Regions from separate parts of the Homo sapiens genome. Here regions 1, 3, 4 and 5 are each linked to region 2. A link is a contact called in ENCODE Hi-C or POLR2A ChIA-PET data. All regions are on one chromosome and are shown on one strand. Each heading gives the region's core, a stretch centred on a gene start or an enhancer-like site at or near the end of the contact. The rest is flanking DNA. Distances are from core to core; before and after follow the strand shown.

Region 1 (3,080 bases), core at 111-2,610, 430 kb before region 2:
GCAACCCTGAGTGCTACCTGCCACCCTGAGCCCCCTACCACTCCGCATTCCTCCATAGGTCCCTTCTGTCCCTCTCAGCCCTTCTGTCTTCTTTTTGTTTATTTGTTTTTTAAGACAGGGTCTTGCTCTGTTGCCCAGGATAAAGTACAGTGACATGATCATGACTCACTGCAGCCTCAACTTCCAGGGCTCAAGTGATCCTCCTATCCCAGCCTCCCAAGTAGCTGGGAGCACAGGCACACACCCATGCCTGGCCATTTTATTTTATTTATTTATTTATATTTTGAGATGGAGTCTAGCTCTGTCGCCCAGGCGCCATCTTGGCTCACTGCAACCTCTGCCTCCCAGGCTCAAGCCATTCTGCCTCTGCCTTCCGAATAGCTGGGACTACAGGCGTGTACCACCACGCCCAGCTAATTTTTGTATTTTTAGTAGAGATGAGGTTTCACCATGTTGGTCAGGCGGTCTCAAACTCATGGGCTCAAGTGATCTGCCTGTCTTGGCCTTTCAAAGTGCTGGGATTACAGATGTGAGCCACCGTGCCTGGCCTGCCTGGCCACTTAAAAAAAAAAATTTAGTAGAGATAGTTGCCTAGGCTGGTCTTGAACTCCTAGGCTCAAGTGATCCTCCTTGAGGATCCCAAAGTGGAGCCACTAGTACCTAGCCTTGTTTTCTTGATTAAGTCTTGCTGTAGTCATCTGAGGATAGGGGTGTGCTTTTATTGGGAGAAGGCCACAGAGCAGTTTATGATAGTCCCTGCTGCCTGCCCCCTCTACCTGGTGCCTGCCCCTCTGGCTGCTGGCCAGGAGCTATGTCCAAAGCAGCGTGGTTCCCAGGCCTGGGGCCTCTTGGCAGTTGGCACACAAGTTAGAGGTCCTGGACCTGGTCCTTTGTTCCCAGGGAATAGCTCAGTGCCTGGCATTTTAGGCATGCCTGCCATCTGAACTGCGGCTTCTCTGGGTAGAGTTATGTGGAAGGACCAAGATCCTTCCTGGATTTCTGGGCAGGAAGAGTTTGTCAGATTGTGGGTGCTTCAGGGTGGCAGGAACCCAGGGCAAGGTGGGGAGAGGAGGATCCTGCTTTGGTCACAGCCTGATCAGCCCCAGGGCTTGCAGAAGTTGGGTGTGCAGGAGCAGCAGATGGGAACTCAGGTTCTGGAGAGGGATAGGCTGGGAAGTGGGATTCCAGAGCCTCTCCAGCTCCTCTTTCCCTGGTTTGTATTGGTTTCTGTGCCTTGCCTAAGCACCCTTTAACCTCTCCTCAAAGTGTCAAGATCCCGAAATAGCAGTATAGACTCAGACAGGAAATGAGAAGGGGGTGGGGAGCTGGAGAGCAGACAGACAGGAAACGGGAGGCCTGTTGGCCCCCAGAGAGGAAGCTAACTTCAGGCAGCTCCGGTGTCAGTCAGCTTCAGCCAGAGCCTGCTGCCTAATCTCAGCTGGGCCTGGTGTTGTAGCTCCAGAGTCTCTCTGTAGTTTGGGGTGTGGCTGGCCAACATGGCACTGGTTTTCCAGCTGTTGGGGAGAAAGGCCCCGCAGGGCAGTTTGGGAGGAGCTTTCCTATAAAGACCCCCAGAAATTCTGAAGGAGTAGAGCACTCTAGATTAGGGTTTCATCCTGAGCGTTTTATGTTTCTGCTATGGAATGAACCTGTCATATAACAGTTCCCTAGATTTGCCCTTGACTTTCATTCCAGGAATATCTCAGCCCAAAAGAACTGAAAGCAGAAGGGAAAATAATGCCCTGGGATATGGTCCTTAGGTGCTTTGTTGTCTACCTTCCTGGCTGAGGGGGACCCACGTACTCAGGTTGACTCTGAGTGGTCATAGACATCCTGGAGTTCCTTGAGTTCCTGTTCATCTCCCATGCTTTTTCTGGTTCTGCCAAACTCAACATGACTAAATACAGAACTTCTATACATCTCTGCTCACTGCTTTCTAAAACTCCTCTCCTTAAACTTAGTAGAGAGTGCTTTGCCCCAGGATGCCTCTGTTCCAGAGCTCTCCTTGACCCTTCCTGCTGGGGTCTTGACTGAGGCTTCAGTCAAGTTGGAGACTTGCTGGCTTCGGTCAAGCACAACTCTGCACACGGGCCTGTAGTAAATGCTCTTGATGCTTCCTAAATTCTTCCAACAAACACTGAGCAAGGACATGTGGAGGGATGCAGAAAATAATTGAGCCAGGGTCTGGCCCTTAAGGAGGGAGTACCTGAGAGCTTGTTTGTCTGAAGCACCTTCACGATAAAGCAAGTGGCATTAGAAGGGCCTGAACTTTCCCCATCCCTGACTTCCCTGCCTAGGGGAAGTCCATGACCGTGGATGGGTCTGTCATGGGTTTTGATCTTCAGAATTTTCTTAGCCTGGTGCTGGGTTCCAGGAGGAGGAGGTGTTGGGTCAGAGGCATGTCACCCCCCTCATCCTTGACCCACTTTTAGCAGACCCCTTCCACTGTGTTTCCTTTATCTGCAGGTGGGTGCGGGAATTTCTGAATGATGAAAACAAAGGCCTGGATGTACTGGTGGATTACCTGTCCTTTGCCCAGTGTTCTGTCATGTGAGTACCACCCCGGGGCTGAAGTTGGGGACCAGTTGGGGGAGGACATAGTTCCATTCTACTTTGATAAGGAAGGGTGAGAGTTCAACAATGAAGATGGAAATGGGAATCCTGGACAGGAAGGAGTAGCCCAAGCAGTGGTGTGGAAGTAGGCAGGCAAGCCCGGAGATGTCTGGGGATCAGTGAAGAATGGCACTTGGCTGGAGTAGAAGATAAGATGCATTTTGGAGAACAGGACAGAGAGATGGAAAGGGAGCTTGGAATCAGAACCCAAGGCATCCAAATGCCAAGCTGTGAGCAATCCAGGGAAATGTCCTGGCTTCTGGTAGAGATGCCTTGGTGGGATCCATTCATCTTTGCAGAGTTGAGTCTTCCAGAAGCAACTTTGGGTTTCCAGATGTGAGAAGGTTACTCCAGGTCATTGTTGAAGAACCCAGGAACAGTGAGTTCCTTTTGACCTGGATAGAAAAATGAAGTATTCAGGAGTCTTTTTCTAGCAGGCAGGGGGGCTTGGAGGCAGCCAGAAGTGA
Region 2 (3,346 bases), core at 133-2,632:
GTCCCTGAAACCCGCTGTGTGCACTGATGGAAAGCATAGTTTTAGTTTGTAGCCCTGTGCCCGTGGGCCGGTGGAGGAAATTAAATGAGTTGAGCCTCAGGTTTTCCTCAGAGACCAGCAATGTAACAAATGACGACTCATTGAGGCCCGAGGGCTCCTCAACACAGGCCACTTTCTTGCAGAGAGTCAGCCTGGTCTCTTTTTATTTTTTAAAAACTATGTAAGATTTTTTTTTTTTTTTTTTTGAGACCGAGTCTCACCCTGTCACCCAGGCTGGAGTGCAACTTTCGCCTCCCAGGCGAACTGTAACTTTCGCCTGCCAGGTTCAAGCAATTCTGCCTCAGCCTCCCGAGTAGCTGGAATTACAGGCGCGCACCACCAGGCCCAGCTACTCTTTGTATTTTTAGTAGAGACGGGGTTTCACCATGTTGGCCAGACTGGTCTCAAACTCCTGACCTCAGGTGATCCACCTGCCTCGGCCTCCCAAAGTGTTGGGATTACAGGTGTGAGCCACTGCGCCCAGCCTGGTCCAGCCAAGGTGCCAGCGAGTCTCTCCTGGACAAAAAATGGGGCGCTGACCTGCAACCCCGACACCTTTCCGGAAAGGGCCTTGCAGCGGCGCGGCGCGTCCAGCAGATGGCGCCCCAGCTGAATTTTCGCGAGCTGTCCTCCAAGCTTGCAGAAAAATCTGGAACTAACAGGAAGGGGAATTTTTTTTTTTTTTAAGCATTCTAATTTTCAACCTATACTGCCTTTTTGTCCGTGTCAGGAGCCCTTTTTATTCGAATAAGTTGCAATGCATTTGAGATGTCTAAAAGACTTTTTGATTACGCAATCCCAAATTAATTTTTTTTTTTTTTTTGGCCGGGCGCAGTCGCTCACGCCTGTAATCCCAGCACTTTGGGAGGCCGAGGCGGGCGGATCACGAGGACAGGAATTCGAGACCAGCCTGACCAACATGGTGAAACCCCGTCTCTACTAAAAATACAAAAATCAGATGGGCGTGGTGGCGGGTGCCTGTAATCCCAAATACTCGGGAGTCTGAGGCAGGAGAATCGCTTGAATCTGGGAGGCGGAGGTTGCAGTGAGCCGAGATCGCGCCAGTGCACTCCAGCCTGGGCAACAAAAGCAATACTCCGTCTCCAAAAAGAAAATTTTTTTTAGGATGTCCACTCTTCCAAAAGACCCAAGAGGGAGGTTTTCAAACAGCATTAATTGTCACAAGAGTTCAGAAACTTTCGCGGACAGCGATATGTGAAGAAAGGCCGCTTCTAAACAGCAGGGCGTGGCGGGGGCGCGCTCGCCGGGCCGCGGCGGAAGTGGCCTTCGTGGCGGGCGGGGCGGCGGCTGCGGCCTGGAGATAGCGCCGCCTGCTGGTCACCGGGGACAGAGCGCTCGGGGCTCGCCAGGACTGCGGCGCCACGCGGGTGGGAGCCCGAGCCCAGGCCCAGGCCCTGGCGCTGCACGTCACCGTACTAACCAAGGAAGCAAAGTCATGGACACAACCACAGCCTCCTTTCTGCTCTGCAGAGAAACCTGGAAGCCTACTCTGGTTTGGAGAGTAGTGTTTCAACGAACTTAACGGTTTTTAGCGCTTGCCACAGCTAAACAGGGTGGACTTGATTTTTAGGGTGTCCTTGTTATTTAAGACAATGCTAAAGGAGAATGAAAATTAGAACCTGGTAGGGGACTGCTTTCATTTATTCTCTCCTGCTTTAATGGGATTTACAACATATTAAAAGCAGTTATCAGAGGCAAATTGGATAAATGGGCTAGGGGTTGCGTTTCAAGGTGGAGGCGTTTGTCATTTCTGACTGTGGCCCCTCGTTTTTATTCCAGGATCGTTGCAGTGCCATTTCTAGGTCCCTCCTCCTCTCCCCACTTCCCTTTTCTCTGCACCCATTTGACAGGAGCCTCTGCAATCATCTGCTTATTGCGCGTCACCGTCATCCAGTGGGAGAGCCTTGTGGTACCACCTTTCTCCACCTATGGCTGCGGCCCGCAGGAAGATGACGGGTTGCGCTTCTGCTCTGGAGCCAGCCCTGTTGCCGGGAACTGCAACCCGCAAGATGATGCCAGAGCTCAGCTTCCCTCTTTTTATGTTGCAGAGTTTATGCTGCCCTGCACTGAGCAGACGCTTTCGCTTACGCAGCCCTGCCCTTCACCTTGCCCAGTGATTCCGGAATAACCTTCCGGACCCTCCTACTTGCAGAGGTTCGTTGCTTCAAGCGTCATAATCATTCATCTCCGTTTTTCCTCTAGTGATGAAGGCTCGTGGACGGACCACGGTTCACTCGGTCTAGGAGTCACGCTGTTGATCAGGTTGTCAGACATCAAAATTCCCATCTCCCATCAGGGCACAGCTATAGGGCTCTGGGTCAAAACAGGGCCTTCTCTTTTGTCTGGTAGCACCAGAAACACGGTAATTGGGAACCCATCAGGAATGGAAGGCTCCTTGAGGCCCTGGAGATGGAATGTTGGGCCCCCAAGTCCTGAAAGGAACCAGTGGGGCTGTAATCTTCACAATCTGGATCCAGCCAGAAGAGCACTGAGAGCTCAGTGTTTGGAGGACAAAAAAGGGCAATGGATATACAGTAACTTAGTGAATCAGGGCCCGGATCCAGGAAGATGCCTGACATTTGTTTATCAGCAGAGAAACAGAAGTAAAGGAGGGGAACCTTCTCCTAAGTGTTACTGTGTTATGAAAGTGTCCTTCAGGGAGAGGCGACATGAACAGGGCAGCTGATAACGTTGATACTGTGCAGGCACACATCTCCCCACATTCCCCAGGCTGCTGAACCAAGTGTACCAAACTAATCGCAAGGACACAGCTTTGAGCCTCCCCGGCGGCAGTCCCTGGAGAGAGTCCGCTCAGACAAAGCAAAGCGCGCTCCCAGCGGGGAGGGGTGGCCACTTTTTCTTTGTTCTCCCTTGGAAAATCGGCTGTCTCTCAAGTCTCGTAAACCAGCTGCTTTCACTTCTTGCAGGGGGTCAAAATCAATTAATCACCAATCATGTTTGGACAGCACAGTTTTGAAGCCCTGAACTCTGTGAAATGCAGGGTCAAACTATTTTTAGAATTTTAACATGCCGTTAAGTTTGTATTCTGAGTTTCCCAGCAAAAATTTCTGAAATGTGCCCCACTTTGAAAAAATAAAATAAAAAGAACACCTCCAGAAAAAAGGTGGTGGAGACAGAGTGTTTGGGATTGTACTTAACCCCAAAACGACAAGTCATACATCTTACACTTAGGAATCTCTTCTTCACAGAAGTATAAGTTACTGAGCAGATATCTTTGCCTGCTGAGAAGCCCCTTCAGCAGTAAAAGGGAGAGCTCTCTGAGAAA
Region 3 (3,390 bases), core at 248-2,747, 280 kb after region 2:
TGAGGACAAGGAGATCGACATATATGGCACCTACCAGCTTTTTTTTTTTTTTTCTTTGAGACAAAGTCTTACTCTGTCGCCCAGGCTGGAGTGCAGTGGTACGATCTTGGCTCACTGCAACTTCCGCCTCCCAGGTTCAAGCGATTCTCTGGCCTCAGTTCAAGTAGCTGGGATTACAGGTATGTGCCACCATGCCCGGCTAATTTTTGTATTTTCTGGTAGAGACAGGGTTTCACCATATTGGCCAGGATGGTCTCAAACTCCTGACCTTAAGTGATCTGCCCACTTCAGCCTGCCAAAGTGCTGGGATTACAAGTGTGAACACAGGGCCTGGCCCCAGCTTAGTTCTTCTTGGAAGCAAGGAAACAAACAAACAAAATCAACCAAGGCAATAAATTCATAAGAGCAACAATTTGGGCTCAAGCCTTAGGGAAGAGCCATGTGTTCATTCCCTTATACTGCTGTAAATGAGGAGAGAGGGCACTTAGAGAACCTTCTATTGGCCGGGCGCGGTGGCTCACGCCTGTAATCCCAGCTACTCAGGAGGCTGAGGCAGGAGAATCGCTTGAACCCGGGAGGCAGAGGTTGCAGTGAGCCAAGATGGTGCCATTGCACTCCAGCCTGGGCGACAGAGTGAGACTCTTGTCTCAAAAAAAAAAAAAAAAAAAGGAACCTTCTGTTCTTAGCATTACTAGTGCCCTTCTATCACAGCTATTTTTGTTTCAAGGCAGTTCTGCATGTCTAGACCAGGTGCAAAACGGAGTGTGAGGGAAGTAGGAGTGGGTAGGAAGCAAGAAATATGGGTGCAAAGTCCTTCACCTTTCCTTGGGATACTAAAATCCCTACTCATCTAGGCACACTTCCTCAAACCACACTTCTGAATATTAGGTTTCCACTCTCCGTCTTTCAAGTTCCAACTTAACTGGCTCAGAGTCCAGCTGTTTTCCTTTAGCCTCTTAAGTTCATCACTCTCCTTCCTCTTCCTTATGGGAAAGGATCTCTTGATTCAGACCCCACAGTAATCTAGTCTCAGGAATAGTGAGCAACAACAATGGTGCGGTGAGGGCTTTCAGGGGATGGCAGCTAGCCCAGATTAAGAAATAAAGATGAAGTCTGGCTGGGTAAGGCATGCCACAGCAACGACTGTTCACCCATATCCCGATGCTGGCTTTGCCCAAGGAGCCCCTGGGCCCCGCAGCCCAGCCCGTCTCCTACGCAGCCAACTTGCCGCCTCAGTCCTTAAATTCCAGGCACAACCCTGGAGCTTGGGATTGTCACCTCAGTCCTCACTGTCTCATCCCCATTCACGGCTCCCGCCTCCGCCGCCCACAGCCCCCACACCTGCCCCCGCCCTGACTCCAGCTCCAGCGCCCGGCCGCCGGTGCTGCAGCCGCTGCCATGGTGATGGGTCTCGCGAGAACTGCCGCTAGCTACCGCGCAGCTATCGCGCGATCGGGGAGGTGGGAAGTATCCCGGGCTGGGGGTGGGGGTACGCCGCACAGCTCCAGTCGCCGTCGCGGCTTCCGGTGCTAGGTGGAGGGAAGGAAGGAGGGAGCCGGGGAGTGGGCCAGGGCAGCAGCCGGGCTGAAGTCGGCTTGGGGAGCCAGAGGGAGCGGAGCGGAACCTGCGGGGCAGAGGCGGCGGCCGCAGCGGCGCAGCTGATAGCAGGAACAGGTGAGAGGCTGGGAAGGGAAGGCGGGTCCCGGTAGAGAAGAGGCTCGGTCAGGGTGAGGGCTGAGGAGATAGAGCGCCTCCCGGGCCCCGCCCGGCACTGCTTGGCGTGGGGCGGTGGGATTCTTCCCACCCGAGAGCTCAGAGAGGGTGCGTCGGGCCAGCTTCACGCCTGCCCCCGCATTTGAAGGACGCAGAGCTGGGGTGGGGGTGGGGGGCGCACACGGATTTGTCCTCCGCCTCGCTCAAGGGGGCGACCTGGGCTGCAGTTAGGTTGTCGCCTGCAGGAGGTGTGCTGTTGAGGGAGAGGAAAACCGTCCGAGGAGAGGTGATGAGGGGGCGGTGATGGCTGTTTGTATCTTTTCTGTTAAAGGGCTAGGGAATGCTGCTTTCTTCTACTCCCTCTCCCTCCCCCACCTTAGCAATAGGAGACGGGAGAGAAGCCTTGCTGTGGTTACACCCCCTCCCCCATCATAGGGCAGGGGTGCGTAGGGGGGTTGGGGGTTAGCCAACAGGGCAGGCTGCTGGGGCACCACATGGGCGCTATTGTGGTAGAGGTTGCGCTTTCGAGTCTAGGGAACCGCAGGTTGGGAAGAGGGCAGCAAGTGGGGAGAGGGTGGAGAGGAGGCAGGAGAAGGAGGAGGGGGATCTGATCTTCCTGGGAGAAGAGAGGTGGGGCCTTCCTCCCCAGGCGGAGCGGGGGCGGTCTCACAGGAGGAGGGAGCATCTTGTCACTGGCCCTCAGTTTGTGTCTTCCAATCCGCTTTCTTTCTTTAGGAAGTACCAGGATTCCCGGAACAGAAAATGGAGCCATTGCTTACGCGAATCGTTTGAGGGAAGGGGCGGGAGTTGGGGAGGTGGAGTTCCCTGTTAAAACGGGCCACTTGATTAGCAAAGTGGTAGCTGTTATTTTGGGGGAATTCCCGTCTTGATTGCATTAAGGCGGGTCTCCATCTTTCCAGGCCAGGAGGAATGTGGTGGTGGAGGTGGAGGATTGTGGTATGTGGTCAGGAGTGAGAAGAAATAGTAAGGCCGTCCCGGTGAGGGAGAAATGTAACCTAAAACCTGTCTCTGCTGTTGTTGGATTGGGTCACCCCTGGTCTATGGCATGAAAGTTTTATTGGGAGGAGATCTGCTGCAAGAGTCTGATTGCTTGGGTCAGTGCAACAGGACAGAATCTAGTCGCTGCATACCTCCTTCCCTGTCCTCAATCAGGTAGGTAGTAACAGTCTTTGCTGCTATTTTGTCTTGGGCTTGTTGTTGGGGTAGGTGTTTCCACTTGCCGTGACTTGGGACATGGGACAGTGTTATGGGACAGTGGATTATCATAGCCCATTGGACTTGAGTTTGAAAAACATGTCTGTAAAAGTTCATTCTAAGAAAGAAACTAATCCATTAAGGTTCAGCTTTTCACCGAATGAATGATTGACCTTGGATTCAGCCAGGAAAGGCTCCCATGTATCACATATTCACATGCGTCCTGTTTCCCAGCATAGAATTATTACCTTGCATAGTTAGAATTTTTATAGTTGTCTATCTTGCTTTTCCAAAGAGACTAGACGCTTTTCGACTGCAGGAACTGGATTTCGTCTCCTCTTCCACAATGCCCATGCAAACAGTAGGTACCCATGATGAATTTAGAATGTAAATAGATAGAACTCAACAAGCTTTCTAACTGTAGTTTAAGGAAAGGGCAAGAGATGGCTTGGCTGTCAGCAG
Region 4 (3,247 bases), core at 310-2,809, 420 kb after region 2:
GTGATGGGAGAAGACTTGAACATGAACTCCTCTTTCCGACCCAGGGGTGCTCCAACCTATTGGGGCCCCTTCCAAGCCATCTAGTGGTCCACTCCTAAGGAGGCCTTCTTACAGGACATTTGAGGGAAAGTTGTCAGCTCCAAGGGGCTGAGAAGCTGCTCCGCATTCTTGCCCCATCTTTCCAGGCACTCTCCCTGCTGTCTGAGCTCCGGGAATCACTGCTTAATGAGCTGATTTGTCTCAGTGGGTCAGGAGATAAAAGCAAAGAGGAGAATTAAATATTTATCGGTTGCCTGTTTCTCTGAGCAAAGCGCTTCCTCTCCATCCCCAGGCCCTCAGCTCCTCTGGCCTCACCTCCAGGCCCTCCATGCTGGGCAAGAGCTCAGGATGCCCGCTGCAGAGGAAGCCTCAGCAGGGGGCTGTGGAATAGATGGGGCTCAGTCACCTGGCCTACCCATGTGCTGGGCGCCCAGGTTTCAGCCTGGGAGAGAAACTGGGCTAGAGAAAGGGTGAGGAGATGAGGCAATGCGCAGAGATGGAGGGGGTGGAAGGGAATAATGGAGCTCCTCAAGTTTTAGGATCCGTCTGTCTGAAGAGGTTGGCCCCTGGCTCCCTGATGTCCTCTCAGCTCCCTGATGTGTCGTTTGCTTGAGGCACAAGAGGTCTAGAATGTCTGCCTCCCCAACCACCTCGGCGGCTCTCCTAGCTGTTGTGTTCAGACCCCAGAAATCCAGAATTTGGAACTCCAGACATGGCGTGTTCCCTCTCCAGAGCCTCTGTGCCCTCGGCCTCCAGCCCTGCCTTCTCCCACCCCTCTTTCCTGGGCCGTGGAGCCACCTGCTTGAGCCCTTCCCCTATACTGCCCCCTCTCTGCACACACCCGATGCCCCAGGGTCTGAGTCTGGGTCGCTGGGGAACGCTTGGCATGAAAATCCATCTCCCCACGTTCTTAGAGCGCCCCCCTACAAACCCTGCCCTGCCACTGAGGCGTTTTTCAAAGTCCTGAACCGGGGAAAGGGTTGAAGGGAGAGGAGGTGTCACCCCAACTTCCCCGCCCCCACCCTCATCGTGGGCACTCACCGCCTCCGAGTCCTCAAACCCGGGCACGTAGGAGTCGTCATACATGGGGGAGTCCGGGTCGGGGGAGCGAGCGGCGCCGGGGGCGGGAGCGGCCCGGAGGCAGGGGCAAGGACTGCGGGCCGCGCCCGGGAGATGCCACCGAGCCCCGCAGCCCTGCGGGCGGCGGCAGGGAGCGAGAGAGCGCGAAGGAGGGAGCGAGCCGCGAAGACCAGCTGCTCGGAGCTCAGATCACCGCTCCCCCCACCCCACCCCCCCAAACCCAGCCGGTCCCACCCCGAGCGCGGCTGAGGAATCTGGCGCCGGCTCCTACAACAATAGTGCCCGCCCACCTGACCCCCTCCCCGGGAGAAGGCGGGGGCGGCGAGGGGGCGGCGGCCACCGGGGAGCCCGGGCCAGGCCGGGAGAGGGGAACGAACCCGTGCTAGGTGGAAGGTGGGTCCCCGAGCACCTACGGGGCCGTGGCGGCGGGGAGGAAGGGGAGGAGAGGCTGCGGGCAGGGCGGATCCAGGCAGGGAGGAGGCGGGGCGAGGAGAGATGCGGAGACAGAGACGCTCGGCAACCCAGGAACTACTCCGCCGGGAAACAAAGGGCTGCGGCGGGGGAGGGAGGGGGCGCTGAGACCGCGAGGGAGACGCGACCCGGGCGGAGACTGGAGAGGGCGCAGGTGTCGAGGAAACCGGAGAGAGAGAGGCAGAGGGAGGACGGAGAGGACAGGAAAATGGGGAGACCGTGGGAGACAGAAGAGGCGCGGGAACGAGCGGCAGACGGGGGAGGGGTCCCAGGCGACAGCAGGGCGGGTCTGGGCCCGTGCGTCCCGGAGGCTCCGAAAGCAAACCCCGCAGTGGTCCCGGGGAGGAATGGGCTTGGTGCCCCCAGGCTAATGACAGGACGGCAGCTCCTGCCCCAACAGGTGCCCGGCCCCCTCAGTACGGGGACGCTGCGGCAAAGGCGGTGTTGCCCAACCCTTGAGAAGGGGGGAACTTTCCGTGAGCTGGGTAGGCCTCCCCACACCTGTTGCACGGATAGATTTTGTCTTAGTCCTGCCAGGATGGGGGTTCCCTTCCCCACTTCCCTGCCAAGGATTGTGCCAGACAGTGCCAAGGCATCCGTGGGAACTGGGGCAGAAAGGGGCTGTTTTAGGTGAGCCTAAAGGGAAGGGGAAAGAAGCCAGAGGGTGGAGGTAGGGGGATAGTTGTGGGTGGGATCCTGGCTACACTCGGGTTGGGAGAGGAAAGGGCCAGTCTCCTCGGAGTCACTAGGGTAAGGCCAGATTCTCCCCTTAGCAGAAGGGCTTGTACCACTCTGCACCACTCAGTCTCCTTTACAGGAGCATTGAGATTTGGGGTAAGAGAGCCGCAGCCCTTATCTTGAGGAAACTTTCCCCAAAGATCCACCCATTTGAGCTCTTTCCTTTTTTCATCTCCTGAGCAAAATTCCTTCTTTGATTTTTGACTGCCTACCTTTGTGCCCCACGAGGAGGATGTGCGTAGACAGGGGTTACACTTGGAGGCCTCCTGGTGCCCATGCTCTTGGCCCTGAGCTCAGTCCTTTTCCTTCCCAATTTCTCACACCCGGGAGTTCAGCAATCTGCTCATCCCTCCTTGGCTTGAGGAGAATCAGAAATCCAAAACTCTGACATGGCTTAGTAAGATCTATGGTAGAAAGCACTGTGCATGGGAGAGAGAAAGCCCACCCAAACCAAGTGGCTTCCCACCTGGGTCACTTATCGGTGTTATCTTGGCAAGACAAAGAAGAGCTGCATCTTCAGACTGACATCTTTAGTCTGTCTACTGTGGGTGGCCCAGAGCAGCCCTGCCCAGCACCTTCCTCATGCTGGGTTTGACAAACAACTTTGTTGCAGCCCCTGTGGCTGAAGGGACTGTCTCCTCTCCTGAGTCCAGCACCAACTGGGGTTTGGTCATATACTGGATTCTTCTGTATTGGAAGTTCCCAGACACTGCCCACTTTTGTGCCCTCACCCAGTTACGCAGTATTCCTTGTATCCCCCTCTTTCATCCTTTCTCTTCAATTCCTTCTTTCAGGGGCCTGGAGAGGTGTCAAAGAGTAAGACCCTCAAGGTGCTCTTCTCCTGGGAGATGGCTCTAGTGAAGAAAGCAGTGGTGGAGGCAGCTGTTTCTCTTCCCATCCCTGCATCCACTCTCCTGGC
Region 5 (3,475 bases), core at 48-2,547, 260 kb after region 2:
CCCCCCACTCACGCTGTGCAGGATCCCCGGATTTTGGCGTATCAGACGCCGCTGTTTGCGGCTCAACAGCTGCAGACTGGGCTCGAGTACCAGTTGCAGACTCTTGGAGTCTGTAAGCAGGTTCGTGGAGGAGGCTACGTTCACAATACCCCTGGTGGGACGTATGATAGCTCAGGCTCAGGAAGGGGATCCGCACCCTAACCATAAAAACTGTGCCACCCGGTCCTCTTCCTGGGGGTATGTGGCTGGAGAGAATGGCGGGAGATTAATAATACCCGCTCTCCCAGGCTCACTAATTTGAAAGAACTGGGCGTCCAGACTTGTGTGTGCCCAGTAGTCCCAGGGCTGCTCGCCTGAGCCCTAGGTCCGGAGACTGGACAGAGGAGGTACCCGGAGACCGAGTGTCTACCTTGGATCTCCGAGCCTCTTCCGGTCAGCCTGAGCGAGATAATCATGGCCTGCAGTTCTTGCCCACCCAAGGCGTGAAATGCTTAGGAGTCCCACCCTCTTCTCCCCTCCTTTCTAGGCGAACTCCTGGCCCTTCACTTCCCGAGGTGGGGAAACCTGTGGTGAGCCACCGCCGTGAGGCTGGAGTTGGCGCTCAAAGGGGAAGGGCGGTGCTAGATGAGAGTGGGCTCCCTGCCTGGGGTATCTTAGGCCTCCGCGGGCGGATCATTCGCCCCACTTGTACAGAGCTGGAGTCTGGGGCAGTTTCATGCCAGATCGCCCTTCGGTGTCGCGGAGGGAAGTCAGAGCGGGGAGGGAGCCTGTCGGCAGACGGATCCCAGAGCGTGGGAGCTGGGTAGGGTTGGCCCCTGGCTCTGTGCCGCGGGACAAGTGGCGACCCCGCACCAGCTCACTTACCACCATCGGCCACTGCTGTTGGCAGCCAGGGCTGCGGGCAGAGCGGCCAGCGCCAGCAGCAGCGTAGCAGAAACCCAGCCAGGCAACAGCGCCCAGAGCCCCATGGCCTGCCTGGCTTTGCCCGCTCTGTGCTGCAGTTGCGGCGACTTTGGTTGTTGCCCGCGACGGTGGGACGGGACGCGGCGGTGGCGGCAGTGGCGAGAGTTCGCAGTCTGGCTTTAACAACCCTGGGGGCGGGCGGCGGACAGCATGGCTCGCGGTCCCGGCTGGTGGGCTGAGGCGGCCACGGCGGGCGGCACCGCCTCTTATAGTTGCGGCGCTGGCTGAAGTGACGGGAGGAGGCTGCCCCTCCGGGCCGCACTGTGGCACCAGGGCGCACCGGTTAGGGGCGCAGACAATGGGCAGCGAGCGGGGCTGTGGTTCCCGCCCGTCTGAGCCGAGAGCTGACGGGTTGGCCGTCGGGGCTCACCCCCGCCCCCTGCCCGGTGGCCCCCGCCTCCGGGCCTGCACTGGCCGCGGACCCCTCCCCTTGGGACACCCTCCCACGCGCGCCCGCCTCACTCAGCTGAGCGTCCGGAGCCCGTCGAGGACTAGCATCCGCCAGGGGGCGCGGCGAGAGTGTGCTGCGGGGAGAGCCCGCCAGGGGCCCAGCCCGCCTCGCCGCCCGCGGTGGGGTTGTCCCCTCGACGTCACCCCGGGCCCCTCCGACGTCCCCTCTCTCCCCCATCCTGAGTGTCGGAAGGAAAGCTGTGGTTCTGGGCAGCGACTCCGGGGAGATGCTTAACCGCCCAGGAACCCCCGATGGCTGGACAGAGAAGGAAAAAGGGGAGACGGGGGCGTGAGTGCGGCTGTGGTCAGGGAAATCCCGGGGATGAGTTGTGGGGGTGAGCTAACCAAAAGGAGCCTAGCGGTGGAGAGAAACCTAAAGCAACAGGCAGTTTGCTCATGTGCGCCAGAAGAAGCGCACAAGTGGCTGTGTGTGTGTGTGTGTGTGTGTGTGTGTGTGAAGTGGAACAACGTGAATATGGGTGGGAGTGAGAATGTGCTGTGTTCTGAGGGTGCATCCTCCTGTGTGTTGGTACGTGCAGAAACTCCTTGTTCTGACGAAGGATGTTAGGAAACTTTCCAAAGAATTTTGGAATTTAGCTCAAGTCAGAAAAGGTCATGGAGTCACCTTGTCACAGTCACCGCCTGGGGCAGTGTGTCAGGAAGGAGGTGGCAACTGTCGACAGGAGACTCAGAAGCATGATTGAGGGATGCAGAGTGTCTGGACTGTGTGTGGAGTGGGTGGATGAGCATGTGCATGGGAAGATTAAATATGTGTGTATGCGTCATTCTGTTGCCCTTTGTACCTCGTGGCATCCTATGGCGTGTCACACTGTGGTATGTGTCAACCAGTGCATGTCATTGGGGGAGAGAGCCGAGCCTACAACCAAGATGGTATTGAGGTGAACCCAGCCTGGAGTGGCTAAGTCTCTGAGGCCTAGGCTCAGAAAGGATGGGAAATGGTGCGGATGTCCACTGTATGTATGGTGATGGAGAGGACTGGGAAGACAAGGGTTGCTGGCTACATTGAACCTAGATGAGGAAACTTGTGCCTCCATGTGTTTGCTTCTCTTTGGATGTTTCTGCCAAGTTTCTGTCTTTCCCTAAAGCTCTAGTTCCCACCACACTGGGATACCCAGAGTGCCTGTGACCATCTCATCCATTGTACACTTTTCTCTTCTCTCCCAGGGACTCCTACTCAGCTTCAAGGCCATTTAGGCCTCCTATTGAAGAAGTGACAGGCTGGGCGCGGTGGCTCATGCCTATAATCCCCGCACTTTGGGAGGCCGAGGCAGGTGGATCATGAGGTCAGGAGATCGAGACCATCCTGGCCAACATAGTGGAATCCCATCTCTAATAAAAATACAAAAATTAGCTGAGTGTGGTGGCGCACACCTGTAGTCCCAGCTACTCAGGAGGCTGAGGCAGGAGAATGGCTTGAACCCGGGAGGTGGAGATTGCAGTGAGCCGAGATCACGCCATTGCACTCCAGTCTGGGCTACAGAGCAAGACTTCATCTGAAAAAAAAAAAAAAAGTGGCTGCTTTTCCCTATATGGGGAATAGGGGGCACTGCCAGCCTGGTTATCATGCCCCACCACCACACACATGGCCCCTGGAAGGAGGGAAGATCTCTTCTCTCTCCCCATTTTGCAGAATTAAAAATAGATCAGGCACTTGTCCAAGGTCCACGTCTAATAAATGAATCAATGGTAGAGCCAGATTAAAACCCAGACCAATTTGACTCAAAGCCCATGCTCTTTCGACCTTACCAGCTGCTTGCCAGTGTGCAGCAATTACAGGCTGGGAACCCTTCTCAAAATTGATGGGTAAAAATAATTTTTTGGGCCTTTCTGCCTCCCTTTTGAGTTCTAGCTCTCATTTTTTTCATCTCCCTTGTCTTTTAGGATGCCTTCTGACTGAGAAATTTCCCCAGGCCTGAACCTAAAGTCTCAAGTCCCAGAAATGACTAGGATTCCCTTCTAAGGCAGGGAAATCACTCTAAGGAATAAATGCCAGGTAAGTTTCATTAATATTCCCGGGCACTTGTGTTTTAAATGAGATGCA

What was found. A loop is a pair of places that touch in the nucleus more often than their neighbours do. ChIA-PET counts read pairs that join two places held with the same protein, here RNA polymerase II (POLR2A). Pooled maps may share reads with other maps.
Region 1: a loop to region 2 is called in a pooled map, with 4 times the contacts of the local background. The contact joins two enhancer-like sites. A Hi-C loop is called at or near these places in 1 of 50 pooled maps. POLR2A ChIA-PET finds 5 or more read pairs at or near these places in 4 of 52 experiments (CD4-positive, alpha-beta T cell, activated CD4-positive, alpha-beta T cell, activated naive CD4-positive, alpha-beta T cell and 1 more).
Region 3: a loop to region 2 is called in a pooled map, with 5 times the contacts of the local background. The contact joins the promoter of ARF3 here to the enhancer-like site in region 2. A Hi-C loop is called at or near these places in 7 of 50 pooled maps. POLR2A ChIA-PET finds 5 or more read pairs at or near these places in 3 of 52 experiments (HEK293, OCI-LY7 and WTC11).
Region 4: a map with no recorded cell type shows a loop between it and region 2 (15-fold over the local background). The contact joins the promoter of CACNB3 here to the enhancer-like site in region 2. A Hi-C loop is called at or near these places in 1 of 37 single-sample maps with no recorded cell type and 5 of 50 pooled maps. POLR2A ChIA-PET finds 5 or more read pairs at or near these places in 2 of 52 experiments (BJ and T-cell).
Region 5: a pooled map shows a loop between it and region 2 (3-fold over the local background). The contact joins the promoter of WNT1 here to the enhancer-like site in region 2. A Hi-C loop is called at or near these places in 4 of 50 pooled maps. POLR2A ChIA-PET finds 5 or more read pairs at or near these places in 2 of 52 experiments (CD4-positive, alpha-beta memory T cell and WTC11).

Annotation. Positions count from the first base shown.
Region 1 is chr12:49,661,436-49,664,515 of GRCh38, reverse strand. It overlaps FMNL3 (formin like 3), which reads left to right. Exons shown (of 26, transcript NM_175736.5): 5 at 2,467-2,550. Among named protein-coding and RNA genes, the nearest start is that of PRPF40B, 39 kb to the right of the region's middle. RefSeq lists enhancers at 957-1,116, 690-1,628. Within about 2 kb of position 1,360, at least 32 of the 41 ENCODE cell types and tissues checked have a DNase peak (open chromatin) inside an H3K27ac peak, as active enhancers do.
Region 2 is chr12:49,232,632-49,235,977 of GRCh38, reverse strand. It overlaps a transcript of TUBA1C not described here. Among named protein-coding and RNA genes, the nearest start is that of TUBA1C, 31 kb to the left of the region's middle. RefSeq lists a silencer at 1,212-1,501. Within about 2 kb of position 1,382, at least 36 of the 41 ENCODE cell types and tissues checked have a DNase peak (open chromatin) inside an H3K27ac peak, as active enhancers do; they include OCI-LY7, where a contact is called at or near this core.
Region 3 is chr12:48,955,594-48,958,983 of GRCh38, reverse strand. ARF3 (ARF GTPase 3) reads left to right here and starts at 1,497. Exons shown (of 5, transcript NM_001659.3): 1 at 1,497-1,674. RefSeq lists enhancers at 2,170-2,249, 2,305-3,300.
Region 4 is chr12:48,816,808-48,820,054 of GRCh38, reverse strand. CACNB3 (calcium voltage-gated channel auxiliary subunit beta 3) reads right to left here and starts at 1,559. Exons shown (of 13, transcript NM_000725.4): 1 at 1,081-1,559. The coding sequence starts at 1,125. It overlaps LOC101927241 (a long non-coding RNA gene), which reads left to right and starts at 3,123. Exons shown (of 3, transcript XR_245978.4): 1 at 3,123-3,247. RefSeq lists a silencer at 1,292-1,761.
Region 5 is chr12:48,976,144-48,979,618 of GRCh38, reverse strand. It overlaps WNT1 (Wnt family member 1), which reads right to left and starts at 1,297. Exons shown (of 4, transcript NM_005430.4): 1 at 865-1,297; 2 at 1-151. The coding sequence starts at 968. RefSeq lists an enhancer at 1-359 and a silencer at 1,243-1,612.